Linked DNA regions of Homo sapiens: all the other regions are linked to region 1. A link is an interaction called in ENCODE POLR2A ChIA-PET data of the cell type or tissue named here. Cell type or tissue: OCI-LY7. All regions are shown on one strand. Links, peaks and the distances in the headings refer to the core of each region. The heading gives the core; the rest is flanking DNA. Region 1 overlaps HIP1 (huntingtin interacting protein 1). Region 2 has its middle 12 kb from the start of HIP1. Region 3 overlaps HIP1 (huntingtin interacting protein 1).

Region 1 (11,369 bases), core at 3,510-8,509:
CTGGTCTCGAACTCCCGACCTCAGGTGATCCGCCTGCCTCAGCCTCCCAAAGTGCTGGGATTACAGGCGTGAGCCACTGCGCCTGGCTGAGAAGACTTTGTTAAGCAAGATATAGAATGACTAAACCGTAAAGAAAAATATTTGTCCTGCAGTGGTACAAGTCTCTGAACAGGACAATCTGGCAGGGTCTAATAAATTTCAAATATACACATAGTCTGACCCCCTGGGAATCTATCCTAGAGGAATGTTCCCACAAGTTCACAATGAGCCACGTTCAAGGACATTCCCTGAAGCACTATTCCCAAGGGAAAGGCAAAAACAACTTGAATGTTCCAGCAATAGTAGAAAGTTGACCCGGCAATCCCATTACTGGGTATCTACCCAAAGGAAAATAAATCGTTCTACCGAAAAGACATATGCACATGTATGTTTATTGCAGCACCATTTACAATGGCAAAGACATGGAATTAACCCAGGTGCCCATCCATGGTAGACTGGAGAAAGAAAATGCAGTACATATACACCATAGAATACTACGTAGCCATAAAAAGAACAATATCAGCTGGGCATGGTGGCTCACGCCTGTAATCCCAGCACTTTGGGAGGCCGAGGCGGGCAGATCACCTGAGGTCAGGAGTTCGAGACCAGCCTGGCCAACATGTGAAACCCTGTCTCTACTAAAAATACAAAAATTAGCCAGGCATGGTGGCAGGCACCTGTAATCCCAGCTACTCGGGAGGCTGAGGCAGGAGAATCGCTTGAACCCGGGAGGTGGAGATTGCAGTGAGCCGAGATCCCGCCATTGCACTCCAGCCTGAGGGACAAGAGACTTTGTCTCAAAAAAAAAAAAAAAAAGCAATTAAATTTAAAAAAAAGAACAATATCATGTCCTTTGCAGCCACATGGATGCAGCTGGAGGTTATTTTCCTAAGTGCATTAAACAGAAAAGAAACAGAAAACCAAATATTGCACATTCTCACTCATAAGCGGGTGCTAAACACTCAGTGCACAGACATAATGCTGGGAAGAATAGACCCTGGGGACTCCAAAAGGCAGGAGGGAAGGAGGGGGAGAAAGGCTGAAAAACTACCTATTAATATTGGGTATTATATGGGCGATGGGATCATTTGAAGCCCAAACCTTAGCATCACACAATATATCCATGCGACAAACCTGCACATGTACCCCCTGAATCTAGAATTTAAATACACACACACACACGCACATACACATTTAAATGAAGAAAAATAAAATTAGGATGCTTTTGTACTAAGAAATACTATGCAGTAGTTAAAAAGAATGTGGTTGATCTAAAAATACCAACAGAGAAAAATTTCAAAAATTTCAAAAACAAACTCTACACCCTGGGACACTCCAAAAGGATTTACTTGCTGGCTTACCAATCTCTTCCTCATATTTTTTTTAGACAGAATCTTGCTCTGTCGCCCAGGCTGGAGTGCAGTGTTGTGATCTCGTCTCACTGCAGCCTTCACCTCCCGACTTCAAGCGATTCTCCTGCCTCCCCAGTAGCTGGGATTACACGCATCTGCCATCACACCCAGCTAGTTTTTGTATTTTTAGTAGAGATGGGGTTTCACCATGTTGGCCAGGCTGGTCTCAAATTCCTGACCTCAGGTGATACCCCCCAACCTTGGCCTCCCAAAGTGTTGGGATTACAGGCGTGAGCCACTGTATCCGGCCTCTTCTTCATTTTTTGAAGGAATTCTGGAGGGTGGAGAACAAATCTGCCCAGCTTCAGGACTAGTTTGTGGAGGTCATCTGAAGAGCTGCCAGAATTGAGAAAAGGATTGGAATGTCCTCCCAGCAGCTGAATTTTGCGGGCAGGAAAGGAGGCACAGAGGTCGCTGGGTTTGGGTATTGGCATGTGTGCAGTGGCGGCCAAGGGAGAAAAAGAGGCAGGAAAAAGGCTGTTAAAACAGCAGGAGGCCAGGCGCCGTGGCTCATGCCTGTAATCCCAACACTTTGGGAGGCCGAGGTAGCAGGATCACTTGAGCCTAGGAGTTCCAGACCAGCCTGGCAACGCGGCAAAACCCTGTCTCTAGAAAAGATTAAAAAAAAAATCACCTGTAATCCTAGCTATTCAGGAGGCTGAGGTGGGAGGATCATCTGAGCCTGGGGAGGCTGCAGTGAGCTATGATTGTGCCACTGCATTCCAGTGTGGGTGACAGAGTGAGACGCCATCTCAAAAAAACCACACACATACACACAAAAACAAACAAACAAAGAAAAAACAGGAAGAAAGCAAACTAAGGCAGGACTATGTGAATGTGAAAAGGGCCAGGGCCTACCAAGTACAGTGAAATTCCAATGACTCGCCAGTCATTCACCAGGTGGAAACACATCAAGTGACATTGACGTGTCCTCACACACTGCTTTGGGTCATTTTGTCTCGTCCTACTTCTGGCCAGTCCCAGGGTTGAAAGCTTTATGGCAAACCAGAGCAATCTTGCAAATGGCTTTCCCCCAAATCCTGAAGCCTGCAAAAATGTTTGGCCTTGGGCTCACTAGGTGTCCTAGCATCCCCCACGCTGGTGCCTATAAGACTCCCCTTCTTCTAGCTCCTTCCCAGCTCAGTAAGGGGAGGGAATGCCCATTGCCAGACATGCATCCTTATCTTTAATATTCACAATGCTTTGTGGCAACTACTGTTATTAGAAACATAAGCAGGGCCGGCCATGGTGGCTTACACCTGTAATCCCAGCACTTCGGGAGGCCAAGGTGTGTAGATCACTTGATCGAGATCAGCCTGGCCAACCTGGCAAAACCCCGTCTCTACAAAAAATACAAAAATTAGCCAGGTATGGTGGCGCACGCCTGTAATCCCAGCTACTCGGGAGGCTGAGGCAGGAGAATCGCTTGAGCCTGGGAGGCAGAGGTTGCAGAGAGCCAAGATTGCGCCACTGGACTCCAGCCTGGGTGACAGAGCGAGACTCCATTTCAAAGAGAAAAAAAAAGACAGAAAAAAAGAAAGGTAGGCAAGAACAAGACTAGAAACAGGATCAGACCTGGGGTTACTTGCCTCAAAAACTCACGGTCTTCCTCTTAGCAGATGCTGCTAAGAAAGCATTTTATTGGGTACCCACCATATGCGAGCACTTTTAAGTGCTCCAAGGGATGTAAAATAACTCAGGTTCTGGCCTGGGGGTGGTGGCTCACACCTGTAATCCCAGCACTTTGAGAGGCCGAGGTGGGTGGATCACGAGGTCAAGAGATCGAGACCATCCTGGCCAACATGGTGAAACCCGGTCTCTACTAAAAATACAAAAATTAGCTGGGCATGGTGGTGCGCACCTGTAGTCCCAGCTACTCGGGAGGCTGAGGCGGAAGAATCGCGTGAACCGGAGAAGCGGAGGTTGCACTGAGCCGAGATAGTGCCATTGTACTCCAGCCTGGCAACAGAGCAAGACTCCGTCTCAAAAAACAAAACAAAACACACAAAAAAACTCAGGTTCTGGTGTCAAGACAGCCTAAGTCTACTGCCGAAGTATTTAAGATACGATACGTGGTAAAAAAAAAAAAAAAAAATGGCAGCATGGGCCTGGAGCAGTGGTTCATGCCTGTAATCCCAGCACTTTGGGAGGCTGAGGTGGGTGGATCACTTGAGGTCAGGAGTTTGAGACCAGCCTGGCCAACATGGCAAAAGCCCGTTTCTACTAACAATACAAAAATTAGCTGGGCATGGTGGTGTGCACCAGTGGTCCCAGCTACTTGGGAGGCTGAGGCAGGAGAATTGCTTGAACCCACGAGGCAGAGGTTGCAGTGAACCGAGATTGCACCACTGCACTCCAGCCTGGGCAACAGATTGAGACTCTGTCTCAAAAACGAAAACACACACAAAAAAGGCAGCATGATTACTTGATTGGTAAGAGAAGCATTACCAGAATGCTACAGAGGTTAAGAGCAGGGAGGGAATGCAACCGGTAGACAGGATCAGCAAAATACTATCAAGACGAATAATGTTTGGGGCATATGAAAATAGTAAAGGCACGTGGTTTGTTGGCCTCCTTCCAGCTCTTTCCATCGTGCCCTGAGGAATCCCTCTTGCCATTACAAAAAAAGAAAAAAGCAAACAATGACAAAAAACCAACAATACCGCCAAAGCAACAAAGAACCCCCTTCATCCTCAAAGCCCTCAGCACCCTCTCTCCATCTCTTTGTTTATTATTATAGATAATGGGGAAAGCATAAAGAGGGAAGAGGACCAAAGACATAGCATCGGGGAAGGCCTGCATTTAGGGTGGGAAGAGCAGTCACTGCAGGCAGCAAAAAAAATCAAGAGACACCAAGTAGCCGGCGTGGTGGCTCACGCCTGTAATGCTAACACTTTGGAAGGCCGAGGCGGGAGGATCACTTGAGCCCAGGAGTTCAAGACTAGCCCGGGCAACATGGCAAAATCCCGTCTCTACCAAAAATGCAAAAATTAGGTGGTGTGGGGATGCCCTCCTATAGTCCCAGCTACTCAGGAGGTTGAGAAGGGAGGATCACTTGAGCCTGGGAGGTCAAGGCTGCAGTGAGCCATCTTTGCATCACTGCACTCCAGCCTAGGTGACAAAATGAGACCCTGTTAAAAAAAAAAAAAAAGGCCAGGTACAATGGCTCAGGTCTGTAATCCCAGTACTTCGGGAAGCCAAGGCAGTCGGATCACCTGAGGTCAGGAGCTTGAGACCAGCCTGGCCAACATGGTGAAACCCCGTCTCTACTAAAAATACAAAAATTAGCCGGGCGTGGTGGCGCACACCTGTAATCCCAGCTACTGAGGAGGCTGAGGCAGGAGAATCACTTGAACCCAGGAGGCGGAGGTTGCAGTGAGCCGAGATCATGCCGCTGCACTCCAGCCTGGGCAACAGAGCGAGACTCCATCTCAAAAAAAAAAAAAAAAAAAAAGGGAGGGACAACAAGTAGAAGATAAGGGCAGTGAGGGGCCCTGAAAGAAGGGGGAGTGGGTCCAGTCCTGCCGAGATCCCCAAGGATGCGAAGCAGGGAATGGGGAGCAAAAGGTGCTACAAGTGCTGTTAGGTCCTGATGTCATCTTGGGGGCAGCTACAGCAGAGTAACGCAGGCCTAAGTCCAAATGTGTGCCTTGGAGCCACTGGGGGAGGATGGGCAGTGGGAGGTGGTGAGAGGGATTTCTCTTTGGGAAAGGCTGGTGGTGAAGGGCAGGGAGTCACAGGAAGTTCCCCAAGAGTGTGGAAAAATCCAGAGGAGGCAATCAGGCTTTTAAGGATGGAGAAGATTTGCATATGGTGGGAGGCAGAAGGAACGGAGTGAAGAGGAAGCGCAATGGGAGAGAGATGGATGAGTGGACAGGGTCTCTGAGGAGGGGTGGACTGGAGAGTGGGTGCGTGAGTGAGCCACAAGGGGTGAAGGTGGAGGGGAGGGAGGAGGGGAAGGAGGGGGCGTAGCTGGCGATGTCATGGGGGATGAAATCAGAGATGATGAGGAGGCTCACACTGGAGGGTCTCCACTATTTTTGTTTGTTTGTTTGTTTGTTTGAGACAGGTTCTTGTTCTGTCACCCAGGATGGACCACAGTGGTGCGATCACAGCACATGGCAGCCTGGAACTCCTGGGCTCCAGTAACCCTCCCACCCCAGCCTCCCGAGTAGCTGGGAGTACAGACCTGCACCACCACGCCCAGCTATTTTATTTGGTAAAGATGAGGTCTTGCTATGTTGTCCTAGCTGGTCTCAAACTCCTGGTCTCAAGCAATCCTCCTACCTGGGACTCCCCCAGTGCTCAGACTACAAGTGTGAGCCACCATGCCTGGCTGGAAAGAGGCTTTTATTTATTTTATTTTATTAACTAATTTATTTTTGAGACAGCGTCTCGCTCTGTCGCCCAGGCTGGAGTGCAGTTGCGTGATCTCAGCTCACTGCAACCTCCCTCTCCCAGGTTCAAGTGACTCTCCTGCCTCAACTTCCCTAGAAGCTGGGATTACAGGCACACACTACCATGCCTGGCTAATTTCTGTATTTTTAGTAGAGACGGGATTTCACCATGTTGGTCAGTCTTGTCTCGAACTCCTGACCTCAAATGATCCATCCTCCTCAGCCTCCTGGAGTGAGCCACGGTGCCTGGCCTGGAAAGAGGTTTTTAAAGGTTAGAGGACACGAGGGCCTGTTTTTAAGCTGAGAGGAGGAATAATTATTGAAGATATGAAAGAGAATGGGGACAGGGACAGAGCAAGTTCTCAGAGGACACCAGCACAGGTGGCTAAGATCCGAGCTGCTTCCTGCAGCGTCACCACACCGGCGACCCATGCTGAGGCTTCCTCAATGAAAATCCCCACCTTTTTTCTACATGAACTGCTGCAAGCCACAGTTGCCCATCTGATATTTGCATGCCTGTGAGTTTCAGATGTAACTACAAGAATTTACACTTATCCTAATTACGTTTCATAAACTGTCTTTATGATCATCTGTTCTGGTACAACGACCAAGAAAACATTCAGTGGGTGGTTTGGCAAGTTCTGTTTTGAATCAGCTGTGCACCAGGTGTGTGCCAGGCCAGTAGGAAGATCCCGGACAGCGTCTTTGCTCTCCAGATGTCTGTAGTGTAAGTGGGAAGGAAAACTCAAAGACAGATCATTTAAACAAATATAATGTCCAGACCAGGAGGGGTGGCGTACACCTATAGTCCCAGCTACTCAGGAGGCTGAGGTGGGAGGATCGCTGGAACCTAGGCAGTCAAGGCTGCAGTGAGCTATGATTGCACCACTGCACTCCAGCCTGGGTGACAGAGTGTGTCATCCTGGCGGCACTGCTCCTACCCCTACAGCAGGCGAGGCGGACTGATGTAGGAGGCAGATGGTCAATTCAGGGTGTTTGCCAGGGGACAGGAGCAGATCTGAGTTTTTGATGCATCACTGACCTCTGTGCAGGGACAGCTCTGAGGATGGCCAGGGTGGAGACTGGGATCAGTGAAGAGGGTACTGCCAGTTCTGGGTGTACTAGATGAGTCCTGACCATGAGCAGTGAAAATAGGAAAGAGATGAGAGAACAGAGCCGCCAGGGAGTATTTAGGAGGTAAAACCCAGCAGGAGACGGGAATGGAAGGGAGTGGGAGGGGAGTGGAGTAGTGAGTGATAATTTGACTTCTAGTTTTCTGACTCAGCTAATCAGTAGAGCAACGGTCCTGCTAAGGCAAGATTACAGGGGATCAGAACACAGGGAGGTGTCAGCCTCTAGCAGGGGAACAGCTACCTTCCATTATTTTATGTATGTGTGTATATATATATATACACATATATGTGTATATATATATACACATATATGTGTATATATATACACATATATGTGTATATATATACACATATATGTGTATATATATACACATATATGTGTATATACACATATATGTGTATATACACACACATATACACACATATGTGCATACATACATGTATGCATATATGCACACACATGTGTGTACATACATACATGTATGTGTGTATATTTACATACATATATGTACATACATATATACACACATATACATATGTATATATACATATATTGTGTGTGTATACATACACATACTATATACACACATATATGTATACATACATATATACACACATATATGTATGTATATATGTATGTATATGTATACATACACATGCATATATATGTGTGTATGTATACGTATACATACATATATACACATACATATGTGTATGTATACGTATACATACATATATACACATACATATGTGTGTGTATACATATACATACATATATACACATACATATGTGTGTGTGTATACGTATACACACATATATACACATACATATATATGTATGTGTATGTATACGTATACATACATATATACACATACATATATATGTATGTGTATGTATACGTATACATACATATATATATGTATAGGGAGAGAGAGAGAGAGAGAGAGACAGGCAGACGGACAGACAAAGTCTTGCTCCATTGCTCCATTGCCCAGGCTGGAGTGCAGTAGTACAATCTCGGCTCACTGCAACCTCTGCCTCCCAGGTTCAAGCAATTCTCATGCCTCAGCTTCCTGAGTAGCTGGGATTACAAGCATGCACCACCACGTCCGACTAATTTTTGTATTTTTAGTAGGGTTGGGATTTCACCATATTGGCCAGGCTGGTCTTGAACTCCTGGCCTCAAGTGATCTGCCTGCCTTGGCCTCCCAAAGTGCTGGGATTACGGGCGTGAGCCATCATGCCCAGTCCAGATACTTTCCATTTCAACAGAGGGAAAGAAGAGACTAATTTGGGCTCAAATACACTGAGATGTCTGGTTGGCTGGGTTTGGTGGTTCGCACCTGTAATCCTAGCTCTTTGGGAGGCCAAGGTGTTCGAAACCAGCCTGGGAAATATAGTGAATATAGTGAGACCCTGTTTCTACAAAAAAAATTTAAAAATTAGAAAGGCATGGAGGTGCACACATATAGTCCCAGCTAGTCAGGGGGTTGAGGGAGGAGGATTGTTTGAGGCCAGGAGTTGGAGGCTACAGTGAGCTATGATCAAGCCACTGCACTCCAGCCTGGGTGACAGAGCAAGACCCTATCTCTATAAAAAAATAAGAACAATTAAAACAAAATAAAGGTCTGGCTGCAGGAAGCAGAGGGCATTTCCATCTGATAAATTTGATTTTCTGTGTGAAATTAGGAGGGATGGAGTTGTAGCTTGGAGGGGCAGGAAGGTTTGAGGTAGTATCTGTGGAGAGAACCACGTGGGGCACAAAAGGGCCACTGAGCAGTGTTGAAGGTCCAGTGGGATGTGGAGGCCATCCTGTCTTGTGGCTTTGCTAATGGTATCTTTTCTCATACTAAAGCTTCTCATTTTTCCGTAGTCATTTTTTTTTTTTTGAGACAGTCTCGCTCTGTCGCTCAGGCTGGAGTGCAGTGGTGTGATCTCAGCTTACTGCAACCTCCACCTCCTGGATTCAAGTGATTCTCCTGCCTCAGCCTCCCCAGTAGCTGGGATTGCAGGCATGCCATCACCATGCCTGGCTAATTTTTGTATTTTCAGTAGAGACGGGGTTTTGCTATGTTGGCCAGGCTGGTCTCGAACTCCTGGACTCAAGTGATCCGCCTGCTTCGGCCTCCCAAAGTGCTGGGATTACAGGCATGAGCCACTGCTCCTGGCCTTTCCATAGTCAAATTTATCAACTTTTCCATTATAGCTTGTAGGTTTGTGGTATGCTTTAGGAAGCCTTCCTTTTATATGGCAATGTGAAAAAAACCAACAAAACAAAACAACTGGGCAGGCCTGTATGTATGGACTGAAACAATATCCAAGATCTATGTTACTCAGCGAAATACCACTGCAGACCCACACAGACGATATGCTTGCAGTTGCACAGAGGTGGCTGCCTCTGCAGAGAAGGACCAGAGGCTGGGGGATGTGGGATGAACTGGTCACCCTCTTGTATGGTAGATTTTTTTTTAATCATGCTTTATTAATTAATTAATTAATTAATTTTATTTTTTTTTGAGATGGAGTCTCCCTCTGTTGCCCAGGCCGGAGTGCAGTGGCGTGATCTCGGCTCATTGCAACCTCTTCCTCCTGGGTTCAAGCGATTCTCCTGCCTCAGCCTCCCAAGTAGCTGGGATTACAGGTGCATCATCACCATGCCCGGCTAATTTTTGTACATTCAGTAGAGACAGGGTTTCGCCATGTTGGCCAGGCTGGTCTCAAACTACTGACCTCAGATGATCCACCCACCTCGGCCTCCCAAAGTGCTGGGATTACAGGCGTGAGCCACCGTGCCAGGCCCATGCATTATATATTTAAAAAATAGATACAATCAATAAAAGAAAATTACAAAGAAAGACAAAGGACAAGAAGGCTGTGGGTCAATAGCGACACCGATATTCTCCACTGCGTGGTCTTCTACAGCAGCATTCAGGAAACTGGGCATGGTGGACCCAAGGTTAGATAGAGCGGGTGTTACTGAAGTCACAGGGCAAGGGAGATGCGAGAAGGATGGAAGGCAAGGACGCTGCTTGTCCAATGGGAGAAAGTACGGATGTGTTTCAGACACGGAACAGTTCCCGACCCCAAGAACGCAGATCACCTGGGACCAGAGGAAAGAAACTAAGGTGCTAAAAGGTTAAATAATTTACAAGGGCACACACACCTACCAGAGCGTTTTGTTCTGGCTCCAGGGCCTAATTAACCTTCACCGTTATGCGACGCTCCATTTCACAAAATCATACTAAGCAAAAAAGCAGGACACGAAACCATTTATATAGTATGAGCACAGTTTTACGAAAAGGGTTATAAATATATATATGTATATATGTGTATATATATTTATAGGTGGTGTATGTATAGGCAGACACTGGAAAGAAATATGCTCAAATGTTAAGAGTGGTTATGAGTGGTGATTTTTAAAACTGTTTTTCTAGACTTTCTAAAATTAACATTAACATAATTAACAGGAAAAAAATGTTATTTAAAATAGCCACTGGGATGGGCAAGAATCAAAGACATTCTATAAAAATAGACTTTCTGGGAAAAGGTACCCTGGCAACATACCCTGAGAATTTGAATAAATAAAAAGTACTTTACTTGATTCATGGAGTGATAATGGAAAGAACATGAGATTTAGAAGACCTGGATTCAGGCTTCTTAGAAAAGTGTTAACTCACTAAGCCTCCATTTCCTTATATAAATATAGGCATGAAAATAGCAAAACTTGTTTCACAAGGCTGTTGTTGTAGAGACCAAGACAGATATTTCAAATGAAAAAATTCTATAAACCAAACTGTGTTAGTTTAATATTATTTATTCATTTATTGAAAATGGAGGCAGGGTCTCCCTCTGTCACCCAGGCTGGAGGGCACTGGTTCAATCATAGCTCACTGCAGTCTTGAGCTCCTGGGCTCAGGTGATCCTCCCATCTCAGCCTCCCAAGTAGCTGAGGCTACACGCGTGTGCCATCACGCCTGGCTAATTAAAAATTTTGTGAGTGTGTAGAGACAAGGTCTCACTATGTTGCCCAGATTGGTCTCAAACTCCTGGCCTCAAGGAATCCTCCCACCTCGGCCTCACAAAGTGCTGGGATTACAGGCATGAGCCACTGCACCCGGCAGTTTGATGCTATTAATTCTACCTTTTACTTATTTATTAATGCATTGGCATATGCCCAATTCAAAATGCTACTGTGATTGTAAGACGCAATGCCAATTCTAGATTAATCAGTGACTTTGATTTTATAAAACAGACATCTGCAAATTCCAAATCAGGAGATGGTTTGTATTACTGAGCCATGTAATTATGATGAATATCTCAAGCCCCTGTATTTCAACTCAAAAATTATTGTCAGGTACACTTCAAGGTGACACCATCCCTGGATTTC
Region 2 (8,614 bases), core at 466-5,465, 86 kb after region 1:
TAAAGTGGACATCTTACCGGCATTCCTAGAACAGGGATTAATCAGAAGTCAACATAGCGGGTTAGCATCCAAGATGGAGTTGCTTTACCTTTGACAGGGAGATAATTTTAGGCTGTGCAAATGTGCTGGAGTCTCGCCCTGTTGCACCCAGGTTGGAGTGCAGTGGCACGATCTCGGCTCACTGCAACCTCCGCCTCCCAGGTTCAAGCGATTCTCCTGCCTCAGCCTCCTGAGTAGCTGGGATTACAGGCATGTATCATCATGCTTGGCTAATTTTTGTATTTTTAGTAGAGACGGGGTTTCGCCATGCTGGCCAGGCTGGTCTCGAACTCCTGACCTCGTGATCCGCCCGCCTCAGGCTCCCAAAGTGCTGGGATTACAGGCATGAACCACCGTGCCCAGCCAGTGCTGTTTCTTCTTAAACTTTTTTGCCCATTTTTAAATTGGACTGTTTGTCTTCTTCTGGAACTAATAAGTGAGTATTTCAGTTGTGGGTTCTTGGACAAGTTGCTGAATGCTTTGAGCCACTTACCCAAAAGTAAATTAGGAAGAGTAATAATGCAAGCTTTCATTCATTCAGCAAACATTCCTTGGGCTCTTACTCTGGAGGAGGCACAATACTAAAAAGATTATACATTTACTGTTTGGTCATGGATACATGTGTTTTTTAGAAAGCACATCCTCACTTGAGCCCAGGAGTTCGAGGCCATCCCGGGCAATATGGTGAGACCCTATCTCTACAAAAAGCAAAAATATAGCTGGGTGTGGTGGCAGGTACCTGTAGTCCCAGCTACTTGGAAAGCTAAGACAAGAGGATTGCTTAAGCCCAGGAGTTCAAGGCTGCAGTGAGCTATGATTGTCCCACTGCACTCCAGCCTGGGTGACAGAGCAAGACCCTGTCTAAAAAAACAAACAGGCCAGGCACAGTGGCTCAAGCCTGTAATCCCAGCACTTTGGGAGGCCGAGGTGGGCAGATCACTTGAGGTCAGGTGTTCAAGATCAGCCTGGCCAACATGGTGAAACCCCTCTCTACTAAAAATACAAAAATTAGCCAGGCGTGGTGGCATACACCTGTAGTCCCAGCTACTTGGGAGGCTGAGGCAGGAGAATCACTTGAACCTGGGAGGCAGAGGTTGCAGTGAGCCGATATTGTGCCATTGCACTCCAGCCTGGGAGACAGAGCAAGACACAGTCTAAAAATAAATAAATAAGAATAAAAATAAGATAAATAAAAAACAAACAAAAAGCACATCCTACACAAGAAAGTAAGTGCCAGAAAGGCCAGGTGCAGTGGCTCACACCTGTAATCCCAGCACTTTGGGAGGCTGAGTCAGGCAGATCACCTGAGGTCAGGAGTTCAAGACCAGCCTCGCCAACATGATGAAACCCTGTCTCTACTAAAAATACAAAAATTAGCTGGGCGTGGTGGCGCACATCTGTAATCCCAGCTACTTGGGAGGCTGAGGCAAGAGAATTGCTTGAACACGGGAGGCGGAGGTTGCAGTGAGCCAAGATCGTGCCAGTGCACTCCAGCCCTGGCGACAGAGCCAGACTCTGTTTCAAAAAAAAAAAGTAAGTGCTAAAATAGAATGATGAGAATGCCATGTTTCTCCAGATGTTTGGGGGATTAAACAAGAAGAGCATCTCATTTATTCAAAAGTATATTTCTCAAGGCCAGACACGGTGGCTCATACCTGTAATCCTAGCACTTTGGGAGGCTGAGGTGGATGGATCACCTGAGGTCAGGAGTTTGAGACCAGCCTGGCCAACGTAGTGAAACCCATCTCTACCAAAAAATACAGGTGGCGTGCACCTGTAATCCCAGCTACTTGGAAGACTGAGGCACGAGAATTGCTTGAACCTGGGAGGCAGAGGTTGCAGTGAGCTGAGACAGTGCCAGCGCACTCCAGCCTGGGTGGCAGAGTGAGACCCTGTCTCAAAAAAAAAAAAAAAAGATATCTGTCTGTATTTGCATGTATGAATGTGAAAAAAGGATAAAGTGGCCGGGCGCGGTGGCTCACACCTGTAATCCCAGGACTTTGGAAGGCCGAGGTGGGCGTATCACAAGGTCAGGAGATCGAGACCATCCTGGCTAACATGGTGAAACCCCGTCTCTACTAAAAATACAAAAAAATTAGCCGGCCGTGGCGGCAGGCGCCTGTAGTCCCTGCTACTGGGAAGGCTGAGACAGGAGAATGGCGTGAACCCGGGAGGCAGAGCTTGCAGTGAGTGGAGATCGCACCACCGCACTCCAGCCTGGGCGACAGAGCGAGACTCCGTCTCAAAAAAAAAAAAAAAAAGATAACGTTAGATCTAAAAATACTGACTTGTAGGGATGTCCATGAAATTTGAAAATTGTCAAGTGAAAAAGCAGGAAGTTGCAGAGTAGAGTGAATAGAATGATTCTACTTTGATAAAAACAAGCAAAAGAAAAATCCCATATAGCTGTATATATCCTTTTGTATGTGAAAGAATACACACACACACACACACACACACACACACACACACACAAGGCATGGAAGGATATAATCCCAGATGCTAGTTTTGGTTATAAGATGGAAGGAGGGTTTATATACAGAGGTTATTGTCTTTATATATACTTTAAAAATAAAGGCAGAAAACATAAAGATAAAATAGTTAACAAACACAGAAACAACAAAAACACACCCAAAGAAACAGCTGAGCGTGATGGCCCACATCTGTAGTCTCAACTACTTGGGAGGCTGAGGCGGGAGGATCACTCGAGCCCAGGAGTTCAAGGCCAGCTTGGGCAACATAGCAAGACCCCGTGCCTAAAAGAAAAGTACTCTCAGCTTATTACTAGCTAGTGTATATCAGGAACTCCAAGACTGAAAGCTGTATTATCTAAAGTCTTTGCCAGATCCTTTAAAAAAAAAAAAAATAGAGACAGGGTTTCACCATGTTGCCTAGGCTGCTCTCAAACTCCTGGGCTCAAGCAATCCTCCCTCCTCAACCTCCCAAAGTGCTGTGATTACAGGTATAAGCCACTGTGCCCGGCAAGTCTTTGCCAGATCTTGAAATGTTCATGTCAGTACTCAAAGTATTAATTGTGTGTGTCTGTCTGCACATGCAGGTGTGTATAGAAAGAGTCAGGGTAGATTGGAGACAAGGGTGGTGCTCAGTAACGGGGCAGCAGAGACCTGCCAGGAGTGGTCTTGGGTGCCCCATACCTTTATTTTTTTATTTTTTATTTTAATTTTTATGTATGTTTATTTTGAGACTGTGTTTCATTCTGTCACTCTGGCTGGAGTGCAGTGGCAAGACCACAGCTCACTGCAGCCTCAACCTCCTGGGCTCAGGTGATCCTCCCACCCCAGCCTCCTGGGTAGCTGGGACCATAGGCATGCACAATCCCCCCGGGTAATTTTTTCTTTTTTATGTAGCTACAAGGTTTTGCTATGTTACCCCAACTGGTCTCGAATTCCTGGGCTCAAGCAATCCTCCCGCCTAGGCCTCCAAAGTGCTGGGATTACAGGGATGAGCCAACGCGCCTGGCCCTATTTTTTTATTTTTTAGACTAGTCAAGTGGAGTAGTGAGAAGGCATTAAACAGTAGAACAAGGCCAGGCGCAATGGCTTATGCCTATAATCCCAGCACTTTGGGAGGCGGAGGCAGGTGGATCACTTGAGGTCAGGAGTTTGAGACCAGTCTGGCCAACATGATGAAACCAGGTATCTACTAAAAATACAAAAATTAGCCGGGTGTGGTGGTGCACCCCTGTATCCCAGCTACTCGGGAGGCTGAGGCAGGAGAATCGCTTGAACCCAGGAGGTGGAGGTTACAGTGAGTGGAGATCATGCCACTGCACTCCAGCCTGGGTGACAGAGTGAAGTAAGACTCTGTCTAAAAAAAAAAAAAAAAAAGCTGGGTGCAGTGGCTCATGCCTGTAATTCCAGTGCTTTGGGATACCGAGTTGGGTGGATCACCTGAAATCAGGAGTTCTGAGACCAGCCTGGCCAACATGATGAAACCCTGTCTCTGCTAAAAATACAAAAATTAGCCAGGCATGGCGGTGGTCGCCGTTAATCCCAGCTACTTGGGAGGCTGAAGCAGGGAGAATTGCTTGAACTCATGAGGCAGAGGTTGCAGTGAGCCAAAACTGCACCACTGCACTCCAGCCTGGGTGACAGAGCAAGACTCTGTCTCAAAAAAAAAAAAAAAAAGGAGTTTGATCTGTAACTGACTATGAACAATCAACTGAGATAAGAGGTAACTCAGCTACCTTCGGACCAGCCTGGCACCCCATTCCTCTATGGGTTGAACCAGGAGCTGGGGCAGAATCTGAAACTGGAGCCAGGAGCTGCACCAAGTCAGGAGCCAGGGAGGCAGGAACTGAGCCAAAATGGGAAGCCCAGCCAGACAGGCAGCCCACAAGCCAGGAGTAGGGAGACAGCTCGGAATTGGCCCAGGTGATGGATGGGATCAAGTGTCCGCAGGACAAGTTGATCTCATCCTACACTAGCAAAATAATGCCATGGCCCAAGATGAGGCATCCTTTGAGGGAAAGATACAAGATCATTTGTGGACAAGCTGAGTTTCAAATGCCACACAGAGATGGCCATCAGGCAGTGGGACCATCCAAAGGGTTGTCAGAGCTGTCAGCTTAGTGTCACCCTCATAGAGATGACAGATGAAGCAGTGGGCCTCGATTAGAAGAGAGAAGGGGGGCTGGGTGTGGTGGCTCACGCCTGTAATCTCAGCACTTTGGGAGGCTGAGGTGGGTGGATCACCTGAGGTCAGCCTGGCCAACATGGCGCAACCCCGTCTCTACCAAAAATACAAAAATTAGCTGGGCGTGGTGGCGGGCACCTGTAATCCCAGCTACTTGGGAGGCTGAGGCAGGAGAATTGCTTGAATCTGGGAGGCAGAGGTTGCGTGAGCTGAGATTGCACCACTGCACTCCATCCTGGGCGACAAGAGCAAGACTCCATCTTAAAAACAAATAAACACTAACTGATAGGGATATAAGTCAAAATAGGAAAAAAAAAAGTGGATATCTCTGGGATATCATATGTCTCCCAGGATATAAACTGGAACTCAAGCAGTAAGCATGACTGAGTGGAAAGTGGCATGAAGTTATCTTCTAAGGAACTACAATGTTGCATATCTTCTGTGATAGTAACATGGGTATATAACTATGTAATGCTTCTTCAGGCTATACACTTAAGATTAGTATACTTCATATACTTTACAGGCTGGGCGAAGTGGCTCACACCTGTAATCCCAGTACTTTGGGAGGCCGAGGCAGGTGGATCTCTTGAGGTGAGGAGTTCGAGACCAGCTAGGCCAACGTGGCGAAACCCCGTCTCTACTGAAAATACAAAAATTAGCCAGGCGTGGTGGCTCACACTTGTAATCCCAGCTACTCAGGAGGCTGATGCAGGAGAATCACTTGAACCCAGGAGGTAGAGGTTGCAGTGAACTGGGATTGCCTGGCGACAGAGTGAGACTCCGTCTCAAAGAAAAGAAAAAAGAAAGAACTTTGGGAAGCTGAGACAGGAGGATCACTTGAGGCCAGGAGTTTGAGACCAGACTGGGCAACATAGTGAGATCACTGTGTCTACAAAACATAAAAAAAATTAGCTGATGCTGGTGGCTACAAATTTTTTTTTTTGAGATGGAGTTTCACTCTTGTCATCCAGGCTGAAGTGCAATGGTGCAATCTCGGCTCACTGCAACCTTCGCCTCCCGGGTTCAAGTGATTCTCCTGCCTCAGCTTCCCGAGTAGCTGGGAATACAGGGATGCACCACCACGCCCAGCTAACTTTTTTTGTATTTTAGTAGAGATGGGGTTTCACCATGTTGGTCAGGCTGGTCTCGAACTCCTGATCTCAAATGATCCACCTGCCTCGGCCTCCCAAAGTGCTGGGATTACAGGTGTGAGCCAACATGCCTAGTCGAAAATTTTTTTTAAATTAGTAGAGTGTGTTGGCACATGCCTGTAGTCCCAGCTACTCTAAAGGCTGAGGTGGGGGGATCACTTGAGTCTGGGAAGCCGAGGCTGCAGTGAGCTATGATCACACTGCTGCACTCCAACTTGGGCAACAGAGCTGGATGCTATCTCAAAATAATCTTTTTAAAACAAATAGTTATCTAAGGCTAATAACAACCAGTAAAAGCAGTCTCTGGCCAGGCACTGTGGCTTGCATCAGTAATCCCAGCACTTTGGGAGGCCAATGCAGGAGGATTGCTTGAGGCCAGGAGTTTGAGACCCGCCTAGGCAACATAGCAAGACCCCATCTCTACAAAGAATAAAAGAAAAAATTAGCTGGACATGGTGGTGCATGCCTGTAGTCTCAGCTACTGGGGAGACTGAGTTGGGAGGATCACTTAAGGGCAGAAATTTGAGGCTGCAGTGAGCTATGATTGTGCCATTGTGCTCCAGCCTGGGCGACAGAGTCAGACTCTACCTCTAAAAAAAAAAAAAAGGTTTTTTTTTTTTTGAGGCAGTCTTGCTCTGTCACCCAGGCTGGAGTGCAGTGGTGCGATCTTGGCTCACTGCAACCTCCACCTCCTGAGTTCAAGCGATTCTCCTGCCTCAGCCTCCTGAGTAGCTCGGATTACAGGCATGTGCTGCCACACCCGGCTAATCTTTGTATTTTCTTTAGGGTGGGGGGACGGAGTCTTGCTCTGTAGCCCAGGCTGGAGTGCAGTGGCATGATCTTGGCTCACTGCAACCTCCGCCTCCTGGGTTCACGCCATTCTCCTGCCTCAGCCTCCCAAATAGCTGGCACTACAGGTGCCCGCCACCATGCCCAGCTAATTTTTGTATTTTTAGTAGAGACGGGGTTTCACCATGTTAGCCAGGATGGTCTCGATCTCCTGACCTCATGATCCGCCCTCCTTGGCCTCCCAAAGTCCTGGGATTACAGGCGTGAGCCATCGCGCCCGGCCTAATCTTTGTATTTTTAGTAAAGATGGGATTTTGCCATGTTGTCCAGGCTGGTCTTGAACTCCTGACCTCAGGTGATCCGCCCGCCTCGGCCTCCCAAAGTGCTGGGATTACAGGCGTGAGCAAAAATTTGTTTAAAAATTCCAAATAGTTCTCTAAGGCTAATAACAACAAACAAAACCAGCCTCTTTCACTTCCCGTCCTTTCCTCTCCTTTCCTTTCCCCTACCTCCCCTCTTTTGTCTGACTCTCACTTTCCAGAGCAGCCCTGGGAAATCTTTATTATTATTATTATCATTATTTTAAAATAGAGACGGGGTCTTGAAATCCTGGGCTCAAGCCCTCCTCCCACCTCGGCCTCCCAAAGTGCTGGGATTACAGACATGAGCCACAGTGCCCGACCTAAAAATAAAATTCTAAGTCCTCAACAAACTCAACCCCTGTTGGCCCAGGAAACCCCAGAGAAAGCTTGGAGGCTGAGTTCACAGGCCGTGACAGGAAGAGAGATCAGACACAGCTCATTATCCCCACTCCCTCACTAACTACCATTAGACTTTCTTCCCTAGGGGCTAAACGGAAACCAGCCCTTTCAGTTTTTCATTATTACCAATAATGTCCCTTACTAGCTCTTCCTCACAGATACGGAACAAAGACAAGATGAGATTCATCCCTTCTGCACCTCTCCCCAAGACACCTGCCTTCTCTATTCCCTTTACCTTCAAATGCACACCTTATCTTATGTAAAATGTAGACTCACTGGGCACAAGTAGGCAATCACTCATCTCATTGCCACCACCCTACCTTTTCCTTTTTTTTTTTTTTTGAGATGGAGTCTCAGTCTGTCGCCAGGCTGGAGTGCAGTGGCACGATCTCGGCTCACTGCAACCTCCAACTCTCAGGTTCAAACGATTCTCCTGCCTCAGCCTCCCGAGTAGCTGGGATTACAGGCACGCGCCAACACCCCCAGCTAATTTTTGTATTTTTAGTAGAGACGGGATTTCACCATGTTGGCCAGGATGGTTTCACTCTCCTGACCTTGTGATCTGCCCGCCTTGGCCTCCCAAAGTGCTGGGATTACAGGCGTGAGCCACCGCGCTCAGCCTTTTTTTTTTTCTTTTTTTACAGTCTCGCTCTGTCACCCAGGCTGGAGTGCAATGGCATGATCATAGCTCGCTGCAGACTCAATCTCCTAGAGTCAAATCGATCCTCCTGCTTCAGCCTCCCAAGTAGGAAGGACTATAGGTACATGTCACCACGCCTGGCTAATTTTTTTTTTTTTTTTTTTAGAGACGGAGTCTTGCACTGTCACCCAGGCTGGAGTACAGTGGCACAATCTCAGCTTACTGCAACCTCCACCTCCTGGGTTGTGTGAACTGTAATTGTGCCACTGCACTCCAGCCTGGGTGACAAAGCAAGTCCCTCTCTCTAAAAAACGGGGAAAAAAAATGCCAGGTGCGGTAGCTCACGCCTGTAATCCCAGCACATTGGGAGGCTGAGGCAGGCGGATCACCTGAGGTTGGGAGTTTGAGACCAGCCACCCCAACATGGTGAAACGCTGTCTCTACTAAAAATACAAAAATTAGCTGGACGTGGTGGTGCATGCCTGTAATCCCAGCTACTCGGGAGGGAGGCTGAGGCAGGGAGAATCGCTTGAATCCAGGAGGCGGAGGTTGCAGTGAACCGAGATCACACCACTACA
Region 3 (10,359 bases), core at 4,227-9,226, 69 kb after region 1:
TGCTTGCAGATGCGTGGTTCATAAATCAAACGCTCCCCAATTCTAGGGCAGCATTGGGAATGCTTCCGAGGGGAGGCAGAATTTGAGAGAGACCTCAAAGGATGCATCAACAGGGTAAGGGGCAGGTTCTTAGACACTGTCTCCTACTCTGACTCTGTGGGGGGAGTTCTGTTGTGTTGGTTGTTTTTAGGGGCAGAGTCTCACTCTGTCACTCAGGCTGGAGTACGGTGGTGCCATCATAGCTCACTGCAGCCTCCAACTTGGGCTCAAGCGATCCTCCCACCTCAGCCTTCCTAGTAGCTGGGAATACAGGCATGCACCACCACACCTGGCTAATTAAAAAAATCTTTTTGTAGAGACAGGGTCTCACTATGTTGCCCAGGCTGGTCTCAAACTCCTGGCCTCAAGTGATCCTCTCGCCTCAGCCACCCAAAGTGCTGTGATTACAGGCATGCGGCACCATGCCCAGCTAGGAGTTTTTTGTTTTTTTCTTTTAAGTTTGTATTTTGAAATATAAAGAACACTGCACAAAACCGTATTGCTTAATGAATTATCAAAAACCATTACCGAGGCTAGCAGAACGCTAGCAGGGTCTCAGAAACTCCCTTTCCCCACCCTCCCAATCACCAACCTCCCCTGCACCCAAAGATAACTTTTACTGGTCTTTTATGAGAATCACTTCCTTTTTTCTTTACAGTTTTACTATCTAAGCAAGCAAATTGAAGTATACAGAAAATGTCCTTTTGTGTCTGCCTTTTTCTTCACTCAACATTCTGTTTGCAGCGTTCATCCGTGTTGTTGAATGTAACTAAAGTTTATTTTCATGGGTGTATAGTATTCTGATGAAAGACTATATTATGTATACATCCATCTACTGTTCACGGGCTTTTGGTGTGTTTGCAGGTTGGGACTATTATAAAATATGATTATGAATATTCTTCTAAATGTCTGTGGGTGCATGTGCTATGCATTTTTTTTTTTTTTTTGAGACTGAGTCTCACTCTGTTGCCCAGGCTGGAGTGCAGTGGCACAATCTCGGCTCACTGCGTCTCCATCTCCCGGATTCAAGCAATTCTCCTGCCTCAGCCTCCCTGTAGCTGGGATTACAGGCATGTACCACCATGCCCAGTTTTTGTTTGTTTGTTTGTTCGTTTGTTTGTTTGTAGTTTAGCTGAGACGCGGTTTTACCATGTTGACCAGGCTGGTCTGGAACTCCTGACCTCAAATGATCTGCCTGCCTTGTTATCACAAACTGCTAGGATTGCAGGCGTGAGCCACCGCGCCCAGCTGTGCTTGCATTTCTGTTGGATATATAACTAGCAGTGGTATGGCTAAATTACTGAGGATGCCTGTCTTTAGTTTTAGCATAACACTAGACATTATCCAATGTGGTTGCCCCAGTTTACAGTCCCACCTGCAGTGCCTGGGCATTTTTTTTTTTTTCTTTGAGACGGAGTCTCGCTCTGTCTCCCAGACTGGAGTGCAATGGTTCGGTCTTGGCTCACTGTAACCTCTGCCTCCCGGGTTCAAGCGATTCTCCTGCCTCAGATTCCAGAGTAGCTGGGACTACAGGCACATGCCACCACACCTGGCTAATTTTTTGTATTCTTAATAGAGACAAGGTTTCACCTTGTTAGCCAGGCTGATCTCGAACTCTTGACCTCGCGATCCGCTCACCTTGGCCTCCAAAAAGTGCTGGGATTACAGGCATGAGCCACCATGCCTGGCCGGGCATTTTTATCACCCCACGTCCTTGCCAATGCTTGGCACTGTCAAGTTTTCTTTTTTTAATATTTTTAATTTCAGCCATCCTGATGGGCATGTAGAGGTATCTCATTAAATGTTTTTCTTTTTTTTTTTTTTTTGGTAGACAGAGTCTCGCTCTGTCCACCAGGCTGGAGTGCAGTGTACGATCTCCATCTCGGTTCACTGCAACCTCCGCCTCCCAAATAGCTGGGATTACAGGCACGCCCCACCATGCCTGCCTAATTTTCATATTTTTAGTAGAGATGGGGTTTCACCATGTTGGCCAGGCTGGTCTCGAACTCCTGACTTCGGGTGATCTGCCCAACTCAGCCTCCCAAAGTGCTGAGATTACAGGTGTGAGCCATTGTGCCTGGCCAGTACCTTATTAAATGTTAATTTGCATTTTCCTGATTGCTAATGAAGCTGCACACCATTTCATAAGTTTATTGGCCATTTGTTTATCCCCTTTCATTAAGTATCTCCTGCTTATTTTTTTTTAAATTAAGTTTGTCTTTTTGTTTGTTTTTGAGACACAGGTCTCACTGTGTCACCCAGGCTGGAGTGTAGTGGTGTGATCATGGCTCACTGCAGCCTTGACCTCCCCAGGTCCCTGGCATCAGTCTCCTAGGCCGAGTAGCTGGGACTATAGATGTACACCTAAGTTTTTGTATTTTTTGTACAGGCGGGTTTTCACCATGTTGCTTAGGCTGGTCTCGAACTTCTGGGCTCAAGGGATCCGCCCACCTCAGCCTCCCAAAGTGCTAGGATTACAGGCATGGGCCACAGTGCCTGGCCTTTTCTTTCTTTCTTTTTTTTTTTTTAAAGTTTTTTGTTTGTTTCTCTTAAATTTTTTACATATTCTGGATATAGGCCCTTTGATAATTATGTGTGTTGCAAATATTTTCTTCTGGGAGGAATTTTCAGTGTCCAAATAAGTCAACCAGAAAAGACTTAGAAAAATAAGGCTGGGCGCAGTGGCTCACGCCTATAATACCAGCACTTTGGGAAGCCCAGGCGGGTGGATCACCTGAGGTCAGGAGTTCGAGACTAGCCTGGGCAACATGGTGAAACCCCGTCTCTACTAAAAATAGAAAAATTATCCGGGCATGGTGGCATGTGCCTGTAGTCCCAGCTATTCAGGAGGCTGAGACAGGAGAATTGCTTGAATCCAGGAGCAGGAGGTTGCAGTGAGCTGAGATTACACCACTGGATTCCAGCCTAGGTGACAAAGCGAGACTCCATCTCAAAAAAAAAAAAAAAAAAACTTAGCAAAATAAATGTCTGTACCTTTTCTAAGTCACACATATCTAAGCCACTGACCCGGCTTCCGCTTTAAAGGGAGATACAGAAAGAAAGTATAAAATTTGGGGCCAGACAAGCCAGGTTCAAACCTCAGTTCTGCCACTTCCTGAGTGCTCTCAAACAAGTCTTTTAATCTCTCTGAGCCTCAGTGTCTGTATTTGAAAACTGACCACAACCATCTACTGCATGCTTGCTCTGTGGCTTCAAAGGAGTAATGTGTCAACATGCCTTTAAACGATAGTGTTACTTGTGTTAAACACAAGCCATAGGCCACACTGGCTTCCTGAGCTGTCTTGTGGCAGTATTAGCAGAGGCAGCAGCAGCAACCTTTCTGATCCAAGAAAAGATGCCATTCTCTCTTCCTCTGAGCCAGCAGACACCTTAAATCACGGTCCCTCTCCCCTCACAAGTCCTGCCCACACACTGGGAACAGAGCTCCTCCCTGGCTGCCCAGGCAGGAAAACAGGAAACAGCCACCACCCTGCCGGGAGGTGGGGCTGACAAGTTCTCTTTCCCAGGTGGGCATCTCTCCAGGTCATCAACCCTCCTTGATGCAGGAGGAGAGCTGGCTGCCAGCCCACTGCACAAGGCTGTGCCCGCTGCCACACCCAGGTCTCCGCCACACCTCGCCTTGAGGCAGTGGAATAAGTGGGCCAATGAATGGGGAGCAGAAAACAGTCTTCATCAGTGCCTTGCAGAAGTGCCAGAGGGGGAACCCTTTCAGTGCCCAAGTGGGGCAGGGAATCTGATCTCCTGGGCCATAGGGACACGCCCCATCCTTCTTAACGTGCAGCACCAACCCTTTATTTTTATTTTTTTTAATCTTCTTTTTCAGAGATGGGGTCTCTGCACTCCAGCCTGGGAGACACAGCGAGACTCTGTCTCAAAAAAAAAAAAAAAAAAAAAAGGACAGGGACCAGGGACCAGGGACGAGGGACCCTGATGGTGCCATATCAGGCAGGGTCTCAGAGAAGGCAGCAAAAGTTTTTGAAAAAGGGCAGTTATAAAAGTAGTTGTCAGTGAAGGGGGAGTATGGTGGGGGGAAGTGGGGTGAAAAACTACCTATGGGGTACTATGCTCACTACCTAGGTGACAGGATCATTCATACCCCAAAACTCAGTGACATGCAGTTTACCCATGTAACAAGCCTGCGCATGTACCATCTGAACTTAAAAGTTGAGGAAAAAAAGTGTAGAGGAAACAGAAGAAAAAAAAAAACCAAAATTCTAACAAGTGAATAAAAATAAGAAACTAGAACAGGAAAAAAAAAAAAAGAAGAAGCATTGTTGGGCCAGGTGCAGTGACTCAATAATCCCAACAATTTGGGAGGCTGAGGCGAGAGGATCGCTTCAGGCCAGGAGTTTGAGACAAGCCTGGGCAACGTAGTGAGATCTTGTCTCTGCAAAAAAAAAAAAAAAAAAAAAAAAAAAATTAATTAGCTGGGTGTGGCAGCACATACCTGTAGTCCCAGCTGCTCAGGAGGCTGAGGTGGGAGAATCACTTGAGCCCAGGAATTCGAGGCTGCAGTGAGCTATGATCGCATCACTGCATTCCAGCCTGGGCAACACAGCAAGACTCTATCTCTTAAAAAACAAAAAAGCGGCCGGGCGCAATGGCTCACGCCTGTATTCCCAGTACTTTGGGAGGCTGAGGTGGGCAGATCACCTGAGGTCAGGAGTTCGAGACCAGCCTGGCTAACATGGCAAAACCTAGTCTCTTCTAAAAGTACAAAAATGAGCTGGGCATGGTGGCAGGCGCCTGTAATCCCAGCTACTCAGGAGGCTGAGGCAGGAGAATAGCTTGAACCCAGGAGGCAGAGGTTGCAGTGAGCCGAGATCGCGCTACTGCACTCCAGTCTGGTTGACAAGAACGATACTCTGTCTCAAAACAAAACAAACAAACAAACAAAAATCACAGTGTTGGATTTGAGGGACACTGTCCAGAACAGGTGATTTAGAGGGCAGGCAGGATGAGATGACAAAAATCCAGGCAAGATGTAATAAGAGCAGGAAATGCAAGATTCACAGGATGAATGGGTGAGACAAGTCTCACAGAGGCACTCAACAGAATGCGGCTGTGAGGGCAGGAAGGAGGGAGGGCTCAGAACTGACACCAGAGAGAAGGTGGGGACCATTGTCCTGCCATGGGGCCGCCCGAGGGGGTACAGTTGTCCAGTGGGAAGTGGTCACTCAGGCTGGGAAGTCAGGAGGGAGATGTGGGGAGTCAGTGCCACAGAAGTGAGAACAGAAACCATCAGACAGAGGTGAGGGCAAAGGAAGTGGACAGGAGGTAAAAGAGAAGTGGGGTGAGGACAACGCCTTGGGGACCCCAAGCATAAGGAGGAAGAGAGCAGAGGGTGCCAGGCAGTGACAGAAGGACAAACAGAGAGCATAGCTATCAACCCCTGAAAGCCTCAATTTCCTCCTCTGTAAAATAGGATTTTTTTTTTTTTTTGAGACGGAGTTTCGCTCTTGTTGCCCAGGCTGGAGTGCAATGGCGCGATCTCAGCTCACTGCAACCTCTGCCTCCCGAGTTCAAGTGATTCTCGTGCCTCAGCCTCCCAAGTAGCTGGGATTACAGGCGCACGCCACCACGCCCAGCTAATTTTGTATTTTTACCAGAGACAGGGTTTCTCCATGTTGGTCAGGCTGGTCTTGAACACCTGACCTCAGGTGATCCACCCGCCTCGGCCTCCCAAAGTGCTGGGATTACAAGTGTGAGCCACCGTGTCCAGCCTAAAATAGGAATTATAATTCATACATGTGTTGCAAGGATCGAAAAGGGTGGCTCATGTAAGGCCTTTACCATTTGCACACAGTATGTGGGCAGTAATTTTTTTTTTTTTTTTGAGACAAGGTCTTTCTCTGTTGCCCAGGCTGGAGTGCAGTGGTGTGATCTCGGCTCAATGCAACCTCCCCACTTTCCGGGTTCAAGCGATCCTCCTGCTTCAGCCTCCCGAGTAGCTGGGATTACAGGCATGCACCACCACGCCCAGCTAATTTTTATATTTTTAGTAGAGAATGGGTTTCACCGTGTTGGCCAGGATGGTCTCGAACTCCTGGCCTCAAGTGATCCGCCCGCCTCAGCCTCCCAAAGTGCCAGGATTACAGGCATGAGCCACCATGCCTGGTCAGTAAATGTTGACGATTACCATTACCATCACTGGGAAGAAACTCAGGACAGTACAAAACCAGGGACCAAAAGAAAGCTCTTAACTTCCTTCTTAAGTTTTCAATACCCACTAAAGGAGCAAGGTTGGGGAGATAGAAGGGTACAGAAGTTTAAGAAGCCAGTTCTGGGCCAGGCGCAGTTGCTCCCGCCTGTAATCCCAGCACTTTGGGAGGCCAAGGTGGGCGGATCACTTGAGGTCAGGAGTTAGAGACCAGCCTGGCCAACATGATGAAACCCCGTCTCTACTAAAAATACAAAAATTAGCTGGGCATGGTGGCGCACGCCTATAATCCCAGCTACTCCTGAAGCTGAGGTGAGAGAACCACTTGAACCCAGGAGTCACATATTGTAGTGAGCCGAGATGGCGCCATTGCACTCCAGCCTGGGTGACAGAGACTCCAACTCAAAAAAAAAAAAAAAAAAAAACGCCAGCTCTGATTGTCAAGTAAATGGAAAAATGGGGTTCACGAGCAGCTCTCCTTGCAAGAAGGCACCTGCTCAGACTTCAGGCAAGGGGTGACTTCTTTGTGCACCTGCTCCAGAAGCAGAAGGGGTGGGGCGCCAGGTTCAAGGCTCAGGGTGCTACACAGCCTGGCTCTGAGCATTTGCATTCCTAAAGAACAAACCTGACACAGATGCTTCTTACCTGCAGGAAGCAGGCTTAGGGCCATCTTGGTTTTCTGAGTATAACCAGAACCAACTGAGCCACCCAAAGTCCGTGGGGTGCCAGGGGTGTGGGAACCCATCAGGACCCACGGTCACCATCTTGATTGCACATGAGAACCACCTGGGACTTTACAAAATGTCAATGATCACCCCATACCAATGAGACAGAATCCTTATGCAGGGGGCCCAGAGAAACAGTATTTTATTTTTTCAAAGAGCTCTCCAGCCAGGGTTGAGAACCGCAGATCCTTCTAGCCCAGCCCTAAAATTTTTTAGCTGCTGAACTAAGGCTGAGCATCTGCTTAAGATCATGAGCAAGAGGGCAGAAGTACCCGCAACGTAAACATGAAAAAAAGGACTTTGCCATTTGGTTGTGAAGTCCTGGCTTCTCGGTTCACTCGCTGTGTGACCTTGGACAAGTCACTTAGCCTCTCTGAGCCTGAGCTATTAAAATGAAATCATAGATATAAATCACCCAGCATGTTCCTGGTACCCAGCAGGCCCTCAATAAATATTTGTTTCTATCTCTTTCTCTCTAGGATCTAAGGCTCTTCTCAACGCAGGATGCATTAAGATCCTTTGCTCTGACGTATGCGCTATCCACCGACTTTTTTTGTTTGTTTCTGGCTTTTTTTGTGTTGTTTTTCCTTTTACAGGGTCTGGCTCTGTCACCCAGTCTGGAGTGCAGTGGTGTGATCACGGCTCACTGCCGCCTCAACTTCCTGGGCTTAAACAATCGTCCTGTCTCTGCCTGCCGAGTAGCTGGGACTACAGGCAGCACCACCATGCCCAGCTAATTATTTGATTTGATTTGATTTTTTTGTAGAGACAGGGTCTCGCTATGTTGCCCAGGCTGGTCTCGAACTCCTGGGCTCAAGCCATCCTCCCGCCTCAGCCTCCCAAAATGCTGGGATGATAAACATGAGCCACTGCGCCCGGCTCACCCAAAGAGATTTTGACTCTCTAAAGGTTTGTTCCCCACTCTGTGTCTTTTCCTCTAATCCCAGAACTCACCTACTACAGAGCACTGTTGCTCAAACATCAGCGTACACAGAGTACCCAGGGCTGTGGTGAACACGACAAGTCCTGATTCAGTAGTTCTGGGTGGTGCCCAACATCCTAATGGCCCTGGTGATGCTGGTGTTTCGGGGCCTGACCACATCAGAGCCCCAAGGCTTGTCCAGGAGCCCCGCAGTGGCCAGTCTGCCTCCCTGCTGACTCACGAGCCCCCCAGAGCCGGTCTCTTTATCTTACTCATCTCTGTGTCTCCTCCACGGTATGTGCTCACTAAACGGATGTTGAAGAAATAAACAAACCATGGAGAAAACCATTTTCCAGCTAAGTAAAAACAGACTATTTTATTTGTCCTGTGATTGACAGCCCTCCTGGCTGATTCCAGAATTGCCCTCTTGGCTGGTGGGAGGACAGTGTGGTCGAACGGGCCTGACACTTGGAACCTGGAGTCCTGGTTTTGAATCCTGGCCCTTCCACTCACCCGTGGGATGACCCTGGGCACGTTACCAAGCTCTTTGAGTCACGATGTCCTCATCCATAAAATGAAAATGATAATGACTGACCACCGTGTGGTCCCAATGATGGCTAGAAACATGCTTTATAAACTGTAAAGTACTCCTGATAAGGTCTCCTTATTACGGCTGGGTTTTCTTTTCTTTTCCTTTCTTTTCTTTTTCTTTTTTTTTTTTTTTTGAGGGCAGGCAGTACTTTTCACTTCCCTAAAGCTTGAAAGTGGCTTGTGATGGATTGGGTGGGGAACACACCAAGGGTCTGGTTGGAGATGGGTGCAGTGGCTGGGCCATGAGGCAGGTCAGTGGTGCCTCCTCTGGCAGTGACAGTGGCCAGGTGAAATGTGAGGATGGTGCAGGAGAGTTGAGGAGGCAAGGCTTCCTGGAGGAGGCTGGCAGGAGTAGGTATGCAAGGCTGGTCTGAGGGTATAGACGCCAGGACAGAAGAAGGCAGGCAGAGCAGTGAGAGTCTTTTGATGGGCATGTGGCCAGGCTCTAGACTGGGTATGCGGGAGGCAAGGCTAGACCAACAGCGACCCTGGAGCATTATAAGAAAACAAGTAATTATAGGCCGGGCACGGCGGCTCACACCTGTAATCCCAACACTTTGGGAAGCCAAGGCGGGAGGACTGCTTGAGCCCAGGAGTTCAAGACCAGCCTGGGCAACACAGCAAGACCCCATCTCTACAAAAAAAATTCTAGGCCAGGAACGATGGCTTATACCTGTAATCCCAGCACTTTGGGAGGCTGAGGCAGGCGGCTCACCTGAGGTCAGGAGTTCGAGGCCAGCCTGGTCAACAAGTGAGACCCTGTCTCTACTAAAAATACAAAAAATTAGCCGGGCGTGGTGGCGCTCGCCTGTAATCCCAGCTACTCGAGAGGCCGAGGCAGGAGAATCACTTGAACCCAGGAGGCGAAGGTTGTAGTGAACCGAGATGGCGCCACTGCACTCCAGCCTGAGCAACAGAGTGAGACTCTGTCTCAAATAAATAAATAAATAAATAAATAAATAAATAAATAAATAAATTTTAAAGATCAGCTAAGCATGGTGGCATGCTCCTGTAGTCCCAGCACTCAGGAGGCTAAGGCAGGAGGATCACTTGAGCCCAGGAGTCCCAGGCAAAACTGAGCTATGATGGTGCCACTGCACTCCAGACTGGACAATAGAGCGAGACCATCTCTTACATAAAAATAAATAAAGTAATTATTAATATATCCTGTGGCCCAGGGCTGAACTACCCACCTAGGCCCAGGGTTCCCTTGCTGACCCCATTCACCACTAACCATGAGCTTCAGGATGCAGGCAAGAGCAAGACACAGACCTGCCCTCAATAAGCTCAGTGTTCAATGGGGGCCACAGAGAGAAATGATGCCAGCACAAGGTCACAGGAACTAGGAGAGGTCACCAGCCCTGCTATAGTTCAGAGGAGGGAGTGGCCAATTTTGCCTCTCTGTCTACCCCAGCCAATGAGTCTCCACTGCACCCGCTGGGAAGTTTATCTGCCTAGTCTAGATGTCTCTTTATTTATGTTCTTCTGTCACTGGAATGCCCCATCCCCTCCTCCACCCAGCAAGCACTAACTCATGCTACAAGATGTGCTTCAGTCCTCGGGGAGGGCTCCCAACCCCAAAGCCTGTGCTTTATCCACGTGCTCTTGGTAATTATCCCATTACCTAGTACCACATCTATCCCTCTAAGGAAGAGTTAATCACAGCCTGCTTGATTGCTCACACTTCTGCTGTCTCGGGTTCGTCTCCCCAGTCAGATTATAACAATAATCACTGAACTAGTGCTCCACAGTTTACAAAATGCCTTCAGGCATATTGGGCTTAATTGAATCCCCACAATAAATCAGCCAGGTAAGTATTATGTTTATTTGACAATAAGGAAACCGAGGCTTAGAAAGGTTAGACAACTTCCCAGAGACCACAAGGCCCATGTACATGCCCA

The links. Peaks named below come from ENCODE experiments on the same cell type or tissue, not always from the same donor. Only the 100,000 strongest peaks of a DNase experiment are listed, where the experiment ranks them.
Region 2: POLR2A ChIA-PET joins it to region 1 with 6 read pairs; 8 of 35 experiments call an interaction of 5 or more read pairs at or near these places.
Region 3: POLR2A ChIA-PET joins it to region 1 with 8 read pairs; 10 of 35 experiments call an interaction of 5 or more read pairs at or near these places.

What each region holds. Positions count from the first base shown.
Region 1 is chr7:75,656,689-75,668,057 of GRCh38, forward strand. The region is part of intron 1 of HIP1 (huntingtin interacting protein 1); the gene reads right to left. Among named protein-coding and RNA genes, the nearest start is that of HIP1, 77 kb to the right of the region's middle. In OCI-LY7, for the core only: no CTCF peak of the experiment used is centred there; a DNase peak (open chromatin) is centred at 6,303; H3K4me3 peaks cover 2,218 bases; H3K27ac peaks cover 3,035 bases.
Region 2 is chr7:75,746,148-75,754,761 of GRCh38, forward strand. No RefSeq gene overlaps it. Among named protein-coding and RNA genes, the nearest start is that of HIP1, 12 kb to the left of the region's middle. In OCI-LY7, for the core only: no CTCF peak of the experiment used is centred there; no DNase peak of the experiment used is centred there.
Region 3 is chr7:75,724,855-75,735,213 of GRCh38, forward strand. All of the region lies in intron 1 of HIP1 (huntingtin interacting protein 1), which reads right to left. Among named protein-coding and RNA genes, the nearest start is that of HIP1, 8.9 kb to the right of the region's middle. RefSeq lists an enhancer at 4,893-5,394. In OCI-LY7, for the core only: no CTCF peak of the experiment used is centred there; DNase peaks (open chromatin) are centred at 6,787 and 8,647; H3K4me3 peaks cover 641 bases; H3K27ac peaks cover 4,131 bases.